3 separate regions of the Homo sapiens genome follow, and regions 2 and 3 are each linked to region 1. A link is a contact called in ENCODE Hi-C or POLR2A ChIA-PET data. All regions are on one chromosome and are shown on one strand. The core of a region is the stretch at or near the end of the contact, and the rest is flanking DNA. Distances in the headings are between cores, read along the strand shown.

What was found. A loop is a pair of places that touch in the nucleus more often than their neighbours do. ChIA-PET counts read pairs that join two places held with the same protein, here RNA polymerase II (POLR2A). Pooled maps may share reads with other maps.
Region 2: a map of CD4-positive, alpha-beta T cell shows a loop between it and region 1 (8-fold over the local background). The contact joins the promoter of YARS1 here to the promoter of PEF1-AS1 in region 1. A Hi-C loop is called at or near these places in 3 of 168 maps with a recorded cell type or tissue (B cell, CD4-positive, alpha-beta T cell and naive thymus-derived CD4-positive, alpha-beta T cell) and 11 of 50 pooled maps.
Region 3: a loop to region 1 is called in a map of CD4-positive, alpha-beta T cell, with 4 times the contacts of the local background. The contact joins the promoter of TRIM62 here to the promoter of PEF1-AS1 in region 1. A Hi-C loop is called at or near these places in 1 of 168 maps with a recorded cell type or tissue (CD4-positive, alpha-beta T cell) and 8 of 50 pooled maps. POLR2A ChIA-PET finds 5 or more read pairs at or near these places in 1 of 52 experiments (CD4-positive, alpha-beta T cell).

The regions. Positions count from the first base shown.
Region 1 is chr1:31,641,543-31,645,614 of GRCh38, forward strand. PEF1-AS1 (PEF1 and COL16A1 antisense RNA 1) reads left to right here and starts at 2,594. Exons shown (of 6, transcript NR_184313.1): 1 at 2,594-2,754; 2 at 3,170-3,304. It overlaps PEF1 (penta-EF-hand domain containing 1), which reads right to left and starts at 3,334. Exons shown (of 5, transcript NM_012392.4): 1 at 3,299-3,334. The coding sequence starts at 3,322. RefSeq lists enhancers at 3,064-3,834, 3,154-3,223, 3,464-3,803.
Region 2 is chr1:32,815,686-32,819,519 of GRCh38, forward strand. YARS1 (tyrosyl-tRNA synthetase 1) reads right to left here and starts at 1,673. Exons shown (of 13, transcript NM_003680.4): 1 at 1,503-1,673. The coding sequence starts at 1,559. It overlaps S100PBP (S100P binding protein), which reads left to right and starts at 1,968. Exons shown (of 7, transcript NM_022753.4): 1 at 1,968-2,004. RefSeq lists enhancers at 785-1,286, 1,287-1,786, 1,535-1,844, 2,212-2,381, 2,815-2,924 and 2 more.
Region 3 is chr1:33,179,596-33,183,356 of GRCh38, forward strand. TRIM62 (tripartite motif containing 62) reads right to left here and starts at 2,448. Exons shown (of 5, transcript NM_018207.3): 1 at 1,430-2,448. The coding sequence starts at 1,837. It also overlaps a transcript of ZNF362 not described here. RefSeq lists an enhancer at 971-1,140 and silencers at 1,223-1,422, 2,013-2,082, 2,313-2,622.

The sequences.
Region 1 (4,072 bases), core at 1,344-3,843:
ATCACTACAACTACACTGAACTTCTTAAAGTTCCTCCAAAATACTAGGCTGTCTTACCTGCTTCATGGGCTTTGTGCAGCTATTTCCTCTGCTGGAATAGCATTCCTTTCTTCACTCAGCTAATTTCTACCAGTGATTCAGTTGTTGGCTTAAATATCACCTCTTTTAAAAATGCACCCCTAGACTGAGTTAGGTATCTCACTCTCCCGTGCTGTACCTTACACTTACTCCCATTGAATACTTATCACATTGCCTCTTCAATCTGCATAACTGCATTACTCCTCCACTTGGAGTATTCTACATGCCCAACACCATACCTAGCACTTTACGTGGATTTTCTCATTTAATCTTTAGAGTAATTCTGAGGTAGATACTATTATGACCCCATTCTAAAGAAGGGAAAACTAGTCCAGGCGTGGTGGCTCACGCCTGTAATCCCAACACTGTGGGAGGCTGAGGCAGGTGGATCACCTGAGGTTAGGAGTTTGAGACCAGCCTGGCCAACATGGCGAAACCCCGTCTCTACTAAAAATACAAAAAATTAGCCAGGTGTGGTGGCGTGCGCCTGTAATTCCAGCTACTTGGGAGGCTGAGGCAGGAGAACTGCTTGAACCCGGGAGACGGAGGTTGCAGTGAGCCAAGATTGTGCCATTGCACTCCAGCCTGGGCGACAGAGCAAGACTCTGTCTTAAAAATAAACAAATAAATAAAAAATTTTTTTCAAAAAAGGGAAAACTGAGTCTCAGACTTTTGCAACAAACTTCTGCAAGGGAGTGACAAAGCAGGGATTTGAAATCAACTCTCTCTGGCCTCAAAAACTAAGCTCTTAAGCACTGAAATCCACCAAGCTCGTTCCCCCATAGGACCAAAGGGTGCTTGAATTTTACTACTCCAATACCCAGTCCCTGCTTGGGTACCCTGGACTGGAAGCAGTGGAAAATTACAGGAATTCTGACTCCTAACAATAGGCTGGAATCCTCCAAAGCTATGTAGTGGGTGGAGGGGAGGCAGCACTGACTGAGATGCTTTAAAACAACTCGTTTCCTTTCTTAGAACACCTGAGACCAGGAGGCGGACAAGGGTATGGTAGGAAAAAAAAACAACATTTCTTTTTCTATTCCAGACTCTTCTCTCTGTGCTCCTTTTCAGTATTTCACTCCAGGAATAGCCCAGGCAGCATGGCATCATGAGAGCAGTCACGGCAGCAAGAGCTGCCACCAGACACTGGCATGTACTAGGCACTAGCAACACGCCAGGCTCCCTGCATTTTAACCTCATTTTAGCCCTTTTCACAGGTATTATTTCTCCCTTTATACAGGTGAGGAAGCTGAGGCTCAGAGCCCTTAGTTTGTCCAGGGGTATATAACTATTAAGTAATACAGCTAGAATTCTAGCACAGTTCTCTCTAACCTGTCACTGCTTTTAGGATGCACACCAATTGTCCCTAATGCTTATTAGCATGTAGATTCCTGGGTACAGAACAGGTCTGAAGTGGGACCCAAAAGTGTGCTTTCTTAAACAAGCTCTCAGCTGATTCTGAGGCAGAAGACCAGCCACTGGGAAACAAGGCGCTATGAATGTTTTTTCAGCCTGTGTTCCTCAGAAATACTAGAGTCAAAAAAGTGACCAGACATCTGAAAAGAAAGCCGGGAGGCGGAGTTTCTATGGTTAGATATGTTTAAGAAATACTGCATATTATATTCCTTTCTGGATGATTTACAATGTACATTAGCAAATTAAGGATTCTGAAATAGCTTGTGGTCAATAAACTTATTCAGCTATACTTAAGAGTATTTCCAAAACTTTAGTTAACTACAGAATCCTCCTATATTAACAATATCTATTAAAACCTCCCAAGACTCAGCAAATGGAATGGACTTTAGGAAGCAACTGCTATGCTACACTTCCTAACTCCAGCCCGCACTGGCCTCTCTCTTTCCTACCTCTCTCTAAGGATGCAATAAGAGAAGTCCTAAGCTCTGGTCATGGCCTCACCCTCACTTACTACGTGTGACTTTTGGGAAGCCACTTAACCTCTTTGGGTTTGCTCCTCAGCAGTTAATTAGGGGTAATAATACCTGCATGCCGATAGGGACTTCATGATTAGGATAATGGAGGTCCAAACACTGTGTAACCCGCACAAGACTGCACTCCCTGGAAGGACTGTTACATCTTTTGGCCTGTGACTAAACTCAGTTGAGCACTGTGTAATATACCAATTGATCTTGTTTTCCCACATTTCGTTTATGGATTTCATCTCCTAAATAACTGTGTGATCGCAGCCCTCTGTGGGCTTCATTTCCTCCTCTGTAAAATGAGGGCTCTATTTTGAGGACCCTCCGGGCACTGGCCTTTTAGAAGTCTACTAAAAATCAAAATGCTAAAGGGCAACACATGTTACACCTCACTATGTACCAAACGCTTCGTAAGCATCACCTCCTGACTCTCCACAACAGCTTTATGAGGCAGATCCTATTATTCGGCCCTATTTTACAGGCGGAAACTTGGACTCAGAAAGGCAAAACAGCTTGCTCAAGGGCTCACAACTATTTAGGTGGTAGAGCTAAGATATGAACCTACCTCTGACACCAAAGTGCACTTCAACACCCTACTATCACCCAACAAAGAATTCTGGCCACAGAATCACCTTGCTGCGGTATTCCTGACTGAATCAAGATACGCTGGGGAAGAGGCATCTGAAGATAGCCCGGGTTCTGACCTCGGCCCTGCTGCCTAACTGCCTGGTGACTTCAGGTAAGTTCTGTGTCTTCTCGGGGTTCACTTTTCTACACGCGAAATGGCGGTGTTGAACTAAGTCAGTGGTCAAACCAGCTCACTTGTGGCGCCTGCTACAACCAGAGTTTCCTGATGACTCTGATGCAGTGTGGGGTGGGTCCGGAAGCCTGGATTTTTATCCGACGCCCCAAATGAGATCGGCGGAACCAGAACTCTAAACCTCCGGTCATGGCTGATGCCCCCGCCCAAGGCCCCCATGAGGGCCTTGGGAGGCTGTGGAGCCCAGGCCAGCGCCAGCCTGGACCTGTGGGGTCCAAGGTCCCCAAATCCTCGAGTGAGCGACGTCAAGGGGGCGCGACACGACCTCGCGAATGTGCGGTCCTTCATGACGTGAGCAGGGCGCGACCGACGGTCCCTTTTCGGTTCTCTACAGCGCAAGGCCTCGCTGAAGCGAACCCATCGTGGGAAGGGCGCGGAGAAAGCGGGGAGAAAGAGCAGGGGGACGTCGGGCCTGCGCCTGGCACCGCCGCTACCTGGATTCGCGGGCCCCTCACACACTCACCTGCCGGTAAGGATAGCTGGCCATGGTGATTCTGACGTCACACTCAGGCAAGGGGTGGGGCTTTCCGCTCTCAAACCCGCCCCTCGTCTCGGCTTTGGGGCTGGGCCCGCATCTGATTGGACGTCCGCGCCTGTCAATCTTGGGTGCTGTCGGCCGACGGAAGTGACGATGGGGGCGGTGGGCGGATGCCTACCCGAGAGACCAGGGGAGCTAAGTGATTGATGGAGCTTCCGGAAGTCTTGGCGGCTGTACCAGCGCTAATGTTCCTCCTTTTCCTGAGGTGGAGTGGGCCGAAGAGGTGGTCAGGTTGGGAAATTTAGTGAGAAGCCTGGGTGGGGTGTTGCTGCGGTAGCCATGTTATAACCTGGCAAATGGGACGCATGATAGTGACGTAATTGCTGGAGTAGCTCCTGAGTTTCCGCAGATGAGCCGCGGGAAAGGAGACGAGGGGCGGTGGCCAGGCGGTTGCCCTGACAACGGGGAACCGACCGACTCTTCCCGGTAGGGAGAGGCGATGGCGGAATTACTCCTCTAATGTCAAGGTACTGGGTACCAGTTAGTACCCTTGTAGTGGGATACAGATCTGTGGTCTTTGGAGAAAAAAACCCCAGATCATTAGAGTTGGAGGAAAATTGAATTATCTAGTGCCTCTTTCTTCATAAATGGGGAAACTGAGGTGCAGAGAGGCAGTTGCCTTGCCCTAGCTCACAGTGGGTCGCCTAGAACCGGGGTCAATGGATGTCCAGTTCTCAGCAGGGAGGTCTAGGTCGGTCC
Region 2 (3,834 bases), core at 423-2,922, 1.2 Mb after region 1:
GATTCTAGTTACAGGAAATGCCCAGAATACGCAAATACCTGGAGACAGAGAGTAGATTAGTGTTTCTCTAAGGCTAGGAGTAGTGGGTAATAGGTAGCGTCTGCTAACGGGTGCAAGTTTTATTAGATAGTGTGATGGTTGTGGCCGGGAGCCGTGGCTCACGCCTGTAATCCCAGCACTCTGGGAGGCCAAGGAGGGTGGATCACGAGGTCAGGAGATCGAGACCACCCTGGCTAACACGGTGAAACCCCGTCTCTACTAAAAATACAAAAAATTAGCCGGGCGTGGGGGCGGTCACCTGTAGTCCCAGCTACTCGGGAGGCTGAGGCAGGAGAATGGCGTGAACCTGGGAGGCGGAGGTTGCAATGAGCCGAGATTGGGCCACTGCACTCCAGCCTGGGCGACAGAGCGAGACTCCGCCTCAAAAAAAAAAAAAAAAAAAAAGATAGTGTGATGGTTGCACAACCTTGTGAACATACTAAAACCCACTGAATTGTGCACTTTAAAAGGGTGAATTTTATAGTATGTGAAGTACATCTCTAAAAAGAAAAAACAGAACAGGCTGTGTGGCCCAACTGATTTATCACTACTCTTAGAAGGAAGCCCAATTTAAAATTGAACAGAATAAGGCCTGCAAGGCTCCCGTGACTTGGTCCCTGCCTACCTCTCTTAAACAAATAAATAAAATGTATACTATGTAGAAACAATAACAAAAAAAAGGCAGAGCAAGGTATGGGGCAGTTCTGGTGCCAGAGGGTTTGTTATTTAAATAAAGTGGTCGGAAATCATGCGTCGCTGATAAGGTGACAACAGTCAGAAGCCTGAAAAAGTTAAGGGGTAAGCAATATAAATATTTAAGTGCTTCCTCATAACTTTGCTCACTCCACTCCAGCTAAATTTGCCACAATTTCTGTTTCCTCCATCTGAAATGCTCTCCCTCCTTATTCTTCCATTCTTCCTCTGGTTCACTTCTACTCCTGTAGTTCTTGGTAACAAACGGAACATTTGTGGAGTGAGGGGGGGGGATCCATTTCCTTCAAGGCGCAGTTTGGAGGTCACTTCCTCAGGGAAGCCTTCCCTTCTCTCTTTCCCTTTAAAGCTCCCAGTATAGCATCTTCCAGTACTTACTTGAACCGTAATGGGTCATTTTTAACGTCTGATCCCCTTCAGACAAGCTCTGGCAGGCCCTTGACGTATCCCCAGCGACTAAGCACCACGTCTGGCACTTAATAGGGGGGTGGAATGGGAGTCCTGGATTCAAAGTTTGGCTCCAACACAAGACAACTGGACGCAAGAGGTGAGCCCACTGTGATTTCTGGGGAACCCAGGGAAGGGCTGCTTGATTGACTGACCGACCAGCAGTGAGATCTACAGGCTCTCTCAGAGCTGCGCCAGCGCCGAGTCCCCGGCCCCACATACTTAGAACCCCGTAATGGGGCTCAAAATCACTGAACCTCGGGCTCCTAATCCCCAACGGCGCATTTCCAACCCCCAGGCCTGACCTGCAGGTTCCGGGTGATAAGGTGCAGTTTCTCTTCAGGGCTGGGAGCGTCCCCCATGGCTCCGCTACCCCTGCTTCCCCCGCTCAGCCCGGCACCAGAGCCCCTTCCTGGGTCACCGTCGCCGCCGCGTGCCGGGAACTGTCACGCGAGTCCAGCCAGGTTGCATCAGCTGGGCTCGGCGCTCCGCTTACTCGGCCTGGACCCCTCCGGCAGCGGCCGGAAAAAGTGAGGAGCAGCAGAGAGTCGAGCAGGTCGATGAGACGGGAAAAGGTGGAGCCAGTGGGCACGGTGGGCGGTGCGGAGGGCGGGGCTGAGGCGCCTGAGCGGGGCACAACCCTCCTAGAGGCGGGACGGTTTCCTGCCAATCACTGCTGGTTTGCCCTCCCCCTGGTGTTGGCCCGGCTGACTCGGGGTAGGGGAGGTCGGGGAGGGGGCGATAAAATGGCGCAGGGGGCGGAGTGAGGCGCAGTCGTTCGCCCAGGCTTTGGCCCGGCTTCCGGAGGTGAAGAGCGGGAGGGACGAGGGGGTCGGCGTTACCCGGCTTGGAGGGGGATGGGGGCGCCTGTTGCTTCTCCAGGGGGTTGCGCACGCCGTCCGCCCCTTGGAGGGATTGGGAGGCCCACGCCCTGCTGCGAGAAGGGCGCGTTCTAGCTCCTGAGGTGATGGCGAGGGAATGTCCCTGCCCCTCCACCTCCAAGTCGGCGGGCGACAGATGCCCCTCACCCCGCTGAGGAAAAGGGAAGCTCCCTGGTCGTCTTGAGAGTCGGGGAGCGCCGTCTGCAGTCCCCTGCCCAGTGGGGGTGGGGGCCGCCTCTGTCCCGGCCGGCTCGGCGGGAGGCTGTTGCTGGCGGGAAGATAGCCGCGGGCTTTTCTGCCGCGTCTCGCGGGTGGGGGCAGGAAGAGGACGACCCATTCCCTGGGGAGATCTGAGGACGGTGGTCCCCGGGAGAGGAGCGCACAGCACAGGCCTGCTGAGGGGCGGGTTTGCCCCTACTGGGGGAGGGGCGGGGAGAAAACTCTCGCTTCTCCCGCTTTCCGCCGGGAGGCGGGAATTCGCGGTGTCCCCGGGGGAGGGAGACGCAAAGGCCCTTCCTGGAAGGCGACACCGTCCCGGGCCGTTGCATTTGTGAGAGAGAGCCAAGGCAGTATCCTCCAAAGGTTGGGCCTGGGCCACCCTTTCTCCGGCTCCTCAAGGGCTGGAGGCGGCGTCACCAGTTACTTCCAGGGCAAGAGGGAAAGCAGTTATTACCTCAGTGGGCCCTGGAAAGGTCCTAGAAGTGGTTGAATTGCCCACGGCCTGCCCTAACCTGATCTCCGGTGTTTTGTGTATTTATTAGGGACTCCAAGCTCTACCAGACCTGCCTGAAGTGTTTTAAAGCACATTTTCTTTTTGAAAAGAAACCTGTTGCTGCAGCTTAGCGCATCTGTTCTCTGTGTCCATGTGGGAGGAGAATCCTGGCACCCTCATCTAGTGAAATGTTACCTAAAGCAAAGATTTGCAGCCCTGGGTTGTTTTTTCCGTCCTGCAGTGTTTTTAGTTACTTCGAAGGAATTTGCAAAACTGTTACAGATAATTTCAGTTCTTTTTGATTTTTTGTAAATGTTGTGCCTATTTTTTATGGAGTGATAAAGCCTGCTGAGTGCGTTTCGTGCTGTGTGCTTCACATGTATTGCATTTGGGAAAGGTTGGAAATCAAAGGCCAGGGGGAAGTCTTGTCCACTGGAAATAATCTCTGCTCTTGGCTGTACCTGTCAGACCCTGCTTGGTAATGGTCTTGACTTTAGAGCTTGAAAGAGGATGTGGGCTTGCATCTGGTGTTGCAGTTTTAGTGGCCTCAATAAAGTAAGGCTTTGTGCTCGAAGGCAGTAGGTTTTCTGAGGTGAGATAAAAATAGAAAGGGAACCAGTTTCTGAGGTTGCAACCAGGAGGTTCGAGAACAGAGAGGGGGTGGTAAACTGAAGTGTGAAGAAGGGGGTGGACAGGTGAGAGAGATGTGGAAGGACAGAATGGGGTCACAGAAAGGATGGGGTGTAGAGGAACTAAGAAATAGAATTAGAAGATCGGAAAAATATTCTTCCCTTAAAAATGAAGGGATATGGCCAGACATGGTGGCTCACGCCTGTAATCCCAGCACTTGGGGAGGCCGAGGCCGGAGGATTGCTTGAGGCCAGGAGTTCAAGACTAGACTGGCCAACATAGCAAAACCCCATCTCTACTGTAAATACAAAAATTAGCCTAGCATGGTGGACGCCTGTAATCCCAGCTACTGGGAGGCTGTGGCATGAGAATCGCTTGAAACTGGGAGGCAGAGGTTGCAGTGAGCCCAGATCA
Region 3 (3,761 bases), core at 1,198-3,697, 1.5 Mb after region 1:
GCCAGGGTTGGTCATTCTTTCGTTCATTCATTTGGCCTTTATTGGTGTGTACTGTGGGCCAGGCCTTGCACCAGGCTTTGGGGCCATAGATAGGAGAAATAAGATTCTGTCTCTGGCCTTGGAGAACTACGTGCTCGACTAGTATCCCAAAGCCAGGTACATGGGGCTGCTGGATTTAAGTGATTTAGCTTGAAAAAAGGATTCCAGGCCCAAGTAAGCTTGGGAACCATTTTATTAAACACAGTAAAATAGATTTATTTGCAACAAAATTTCTCTAAGCTTTTAATATGCAAATGCACACTGAAAATTCTCCAAGGGGGTGGGTATAAAAAATATACTATATTTCCCACACTTATTAATAGAGAGCATTTGGGGAAATGCAGTTCTAATGTTTTTGTTTGTTTGTTTGTTTGTTTGACCAGTGGAACTTGGAGAAGGCTTCACGGAGAGGATATTTGAGCAAGGCTCAATAAAAGTTGAGTAGGAGTTTGTCAGTGAAGACAGGAAGTCTTAAGGGAGACCGATTAGAGTTCTATGCCAACTATGCTCAGGTCACTCTGCATGTACCGTTTCACTTAGTCTTCAAAAGTCCTGATGTGGGGGACAGAGCCAAAGAGGTCATCAAAAACCTCTAGAGACTCCTAGAGGTCTAGCCCCTCCCTTCTTGAATCACCTTACATCTGGGCCTTATTCTCCAAATCTTTACCTTTAAGTCCTGGCCCCACTCAACCTGGCCTCTACTCTGGCTTAAATCTAAACTTGTTGTAGAGTATCCGGACCTGATCTCAGTCTTAACCCCTCATACACCTTGGCCTAACCCTCGGTACTCAAACCTGCCCTCTCAGCACTTTGGCACCCTAACTTATACCACTCTATTAGGTTTCACCCTCACCTGTCCAGCACATTCTAGCCCCCGTACTCCTCTTAGTCCTGATGCACATCTGATCCGGTCTCCGCCCCCACAGAACCCCCAGCCTGCCAGAGCTCAGCTACCCGGTTTAATACAGACCCATCCTCGCGACCTCGCCCTCAGTCTGACAGTGGCCCTGCCTTTGCCCAACTCTGATTCCGGTTCGTCCACAACCCTGCCCCAGCCCAGTATCTGGTCCAGTTCTGATCTCACTTGTTTCCGCCATCCCATCCGCATCCCCGACTTCTCCCTAACCGCGGACCAGCCGGTACTCCAGGTCTGTCTCAGATCCCTCAGGGTCCGGACTGCCCAAGGCCCCGCCCCCACGGCCCCGCCATGCGGCGGCCCCGCCCCTCCCTGCCCCGCGTTACTCCTGATAGGGCCCTGACCTTGCTGGCGGCCCCGCCCCAGGACCATTCTGACTGGGCCTGGCCCGCGGTCCAGCCCTGACCCCACCCCCCGCCCGGCCCCACCTCCAGCCCGGCCCCGCCCCTTCCCCAGGCAGGCCGGGTAGCGCACCTGCAGCTCGTCGAAGGCGTCGTCGATGCCGGTGACCTGATGCTGCTCGTGCAGTGCAGGCTCGTCGCAGAAGAAGCAGAGAAGCGCGCGGTCCGTGAGGCAGAAGAGCTTGACCTTGTCGTGCGCCTGGCAGGGTCGCGCGGCGCGGCGCGCGTTGAGGATGGCGTCCAGCGGGAAGGAGCTGTAGCGCTCCACGATGTTGGCCAGCTTGAGGCTGGGCGCCAGCGCGGGCTCGGCGAACGTGCGCCGGCACTCGGGGCAGTCGCGGGCGCCCTGCGCCTCCTGCCGCACCCAGTGCTCCGTGATGCAGCGGCGGCAGAAGTAATGCTCGCAGCCCAGGCTCACCGGGTCCTGGTAGATGCTCAGGCAGATGGAGCACAGCAGCTCGTCCTTGAGGCTGCACGCCATGGCGCCAGGGGCAGCAGAGAGGGGGGCCCGAGGGGCAGGGGGGCGGCTGAGAGAGCGCGGCGCTGTCGGAGGCAGCACCGAGGGCTGGGCGCGGGGACGAGGCCCGCACAGGCAGGGGTAGGAGCTACCGGAGAAGGGAGGGGGTGCTGTCCGGAAGGAGGGTAACGCGAGGAAGGGGTGCGCGGCTGAGACTCCGTGGGACGCCAGCCCGGGAGGGCAGTCTAGAGGTAGTGGGCAGCTCAAGGCGATGGGCGCTGGGAGGAGGCTGTGAGCGGCTGAGGGACGGAGATCCTGACGGGGAGGTTCTAGGGGGCGGGGCAGTCCTAAGGGATAGGAGCTGGGAGAAGGGGATCCCGGAGCGGGGTGGAGCCCTTAAGGGGGTCGAAATCCCGGGGTGGGGGCGGTGCGGGGAGGGCGAGAAGCTGGGGATGGGGAATCCTGGGGGAGGGGGCAGCCAGGCCGAGCCGTACATTGGCTGTGACCGGCAGAGAAGAGGAGGGGTGCCGGCCCGCTCAGCTGCCGGATCCCGGCCCCAAACCCTGGCCCAGCGCGACCCCTTACCCCCGCGAGCTTAGCAGCCACCGCTTCGGTCCAGCGCAGCCTCTCAACCCGGAACCAGCCGAATCCGAGCTGCCGGTGGCCGCGGCTGCCTCCCCGCCCCCGTGGGCGGGACCCAAGCAACTCCGCCCCCGCAGCGGGCGGGGGAGGGGCGGGGCCACCAGCCGGTTGACCCCGCCCCACCCCCACCATCCTCCAGCTCCCAGGGAAGCGAAGCCCAGCTGTTCCTTCGGGGTGTGTACTTGGAACTGCATCCAGGTCTCGCTTAGGGTCCCCGCGGCGAGGCGGAGCAGCTAATTTGAGAGCACAACAAATAAACAAGGAGCATCTTTCTGGATCATCGATTTGAAGATGTAGAAAAAATCATATTTTGTATTAAAACGAACAAGAATATATTTGGAATACAACTTCTGCATAAAATATAAAGATAAAACTCTTGAAATGCCCTGCTTGCTTAGAGCGAGTTCAAGGCCCTCACACTCCTAAGCCCTGGGGTCCCATTTCCTCTTCACTTTCTTAAGGAGTGCTTGGGGAGAAGTTTGGAAAGCCCTGGCTAACATCTGGCCCCGGAGGCTGCCTCCATTGGCAAACAATTCTGGAGTGCTGTATTTGTGTGTGTGTGTGTGTGTGTGTGTGTGTGTGTGTAAGGCGGTGAGGGGTGGAGCAGGAGAGAGGGAGAAAAAGTAATAGGAGAACTTGTCTTGTGTGCCAGATGGAGAGGGGATAAGGGATTTCTAGGCAGAGGAGACAGCCTGTGCAAAAGCATAGAGGCGTGAAAGGGGAGGGCGCAGTGAAGGAAGTGCTAGTAATTCTGTACTGTTGGGGGTGGGGTGGAGAAGGAGCCTGGGTGGGCTGGAGGGCATTGTGGGTCATGGTAAAGAATTTCTTGAAGGCATGGGGCTTTCAGGCAAGGGAATGACCTGGTCCGATTGGGTTTCAGGAAGTCTTGGAGATAATCATTATACCATCTGCAAGGTGAAGAAGACAGGGAGCTTTTCCAATGTGTCTGCGGATGCACAGCACTCAGCACACAGTAAAGGTGTGTAGCTGAATAACCGCATCAACGCCCTGGGTTGCAGGAGGAAGGAAAGACTGGGCACCCCTAAGGTGCTGTTGTCATCGTGCCTGCAGGAGGTGAGACCCGAACTGGGGCCTCAGCAGTGGGTAAGGAGAGAAGACTAGGGTATTGCAAGTACAGACACGGTGACATTTGGTGATGGTTGGATACGGGGGTGAGGGAAATGAGCCATAGAGGGTGGCTACCAGTTTCTGCCTCCTCCAGAAATATCTTCATTGGTGTTAAACTTTATTGAGGTACAGTTTATGAAAAAGCTCTCAGTTTAGTTCTCTATGGTTAACACTTTCT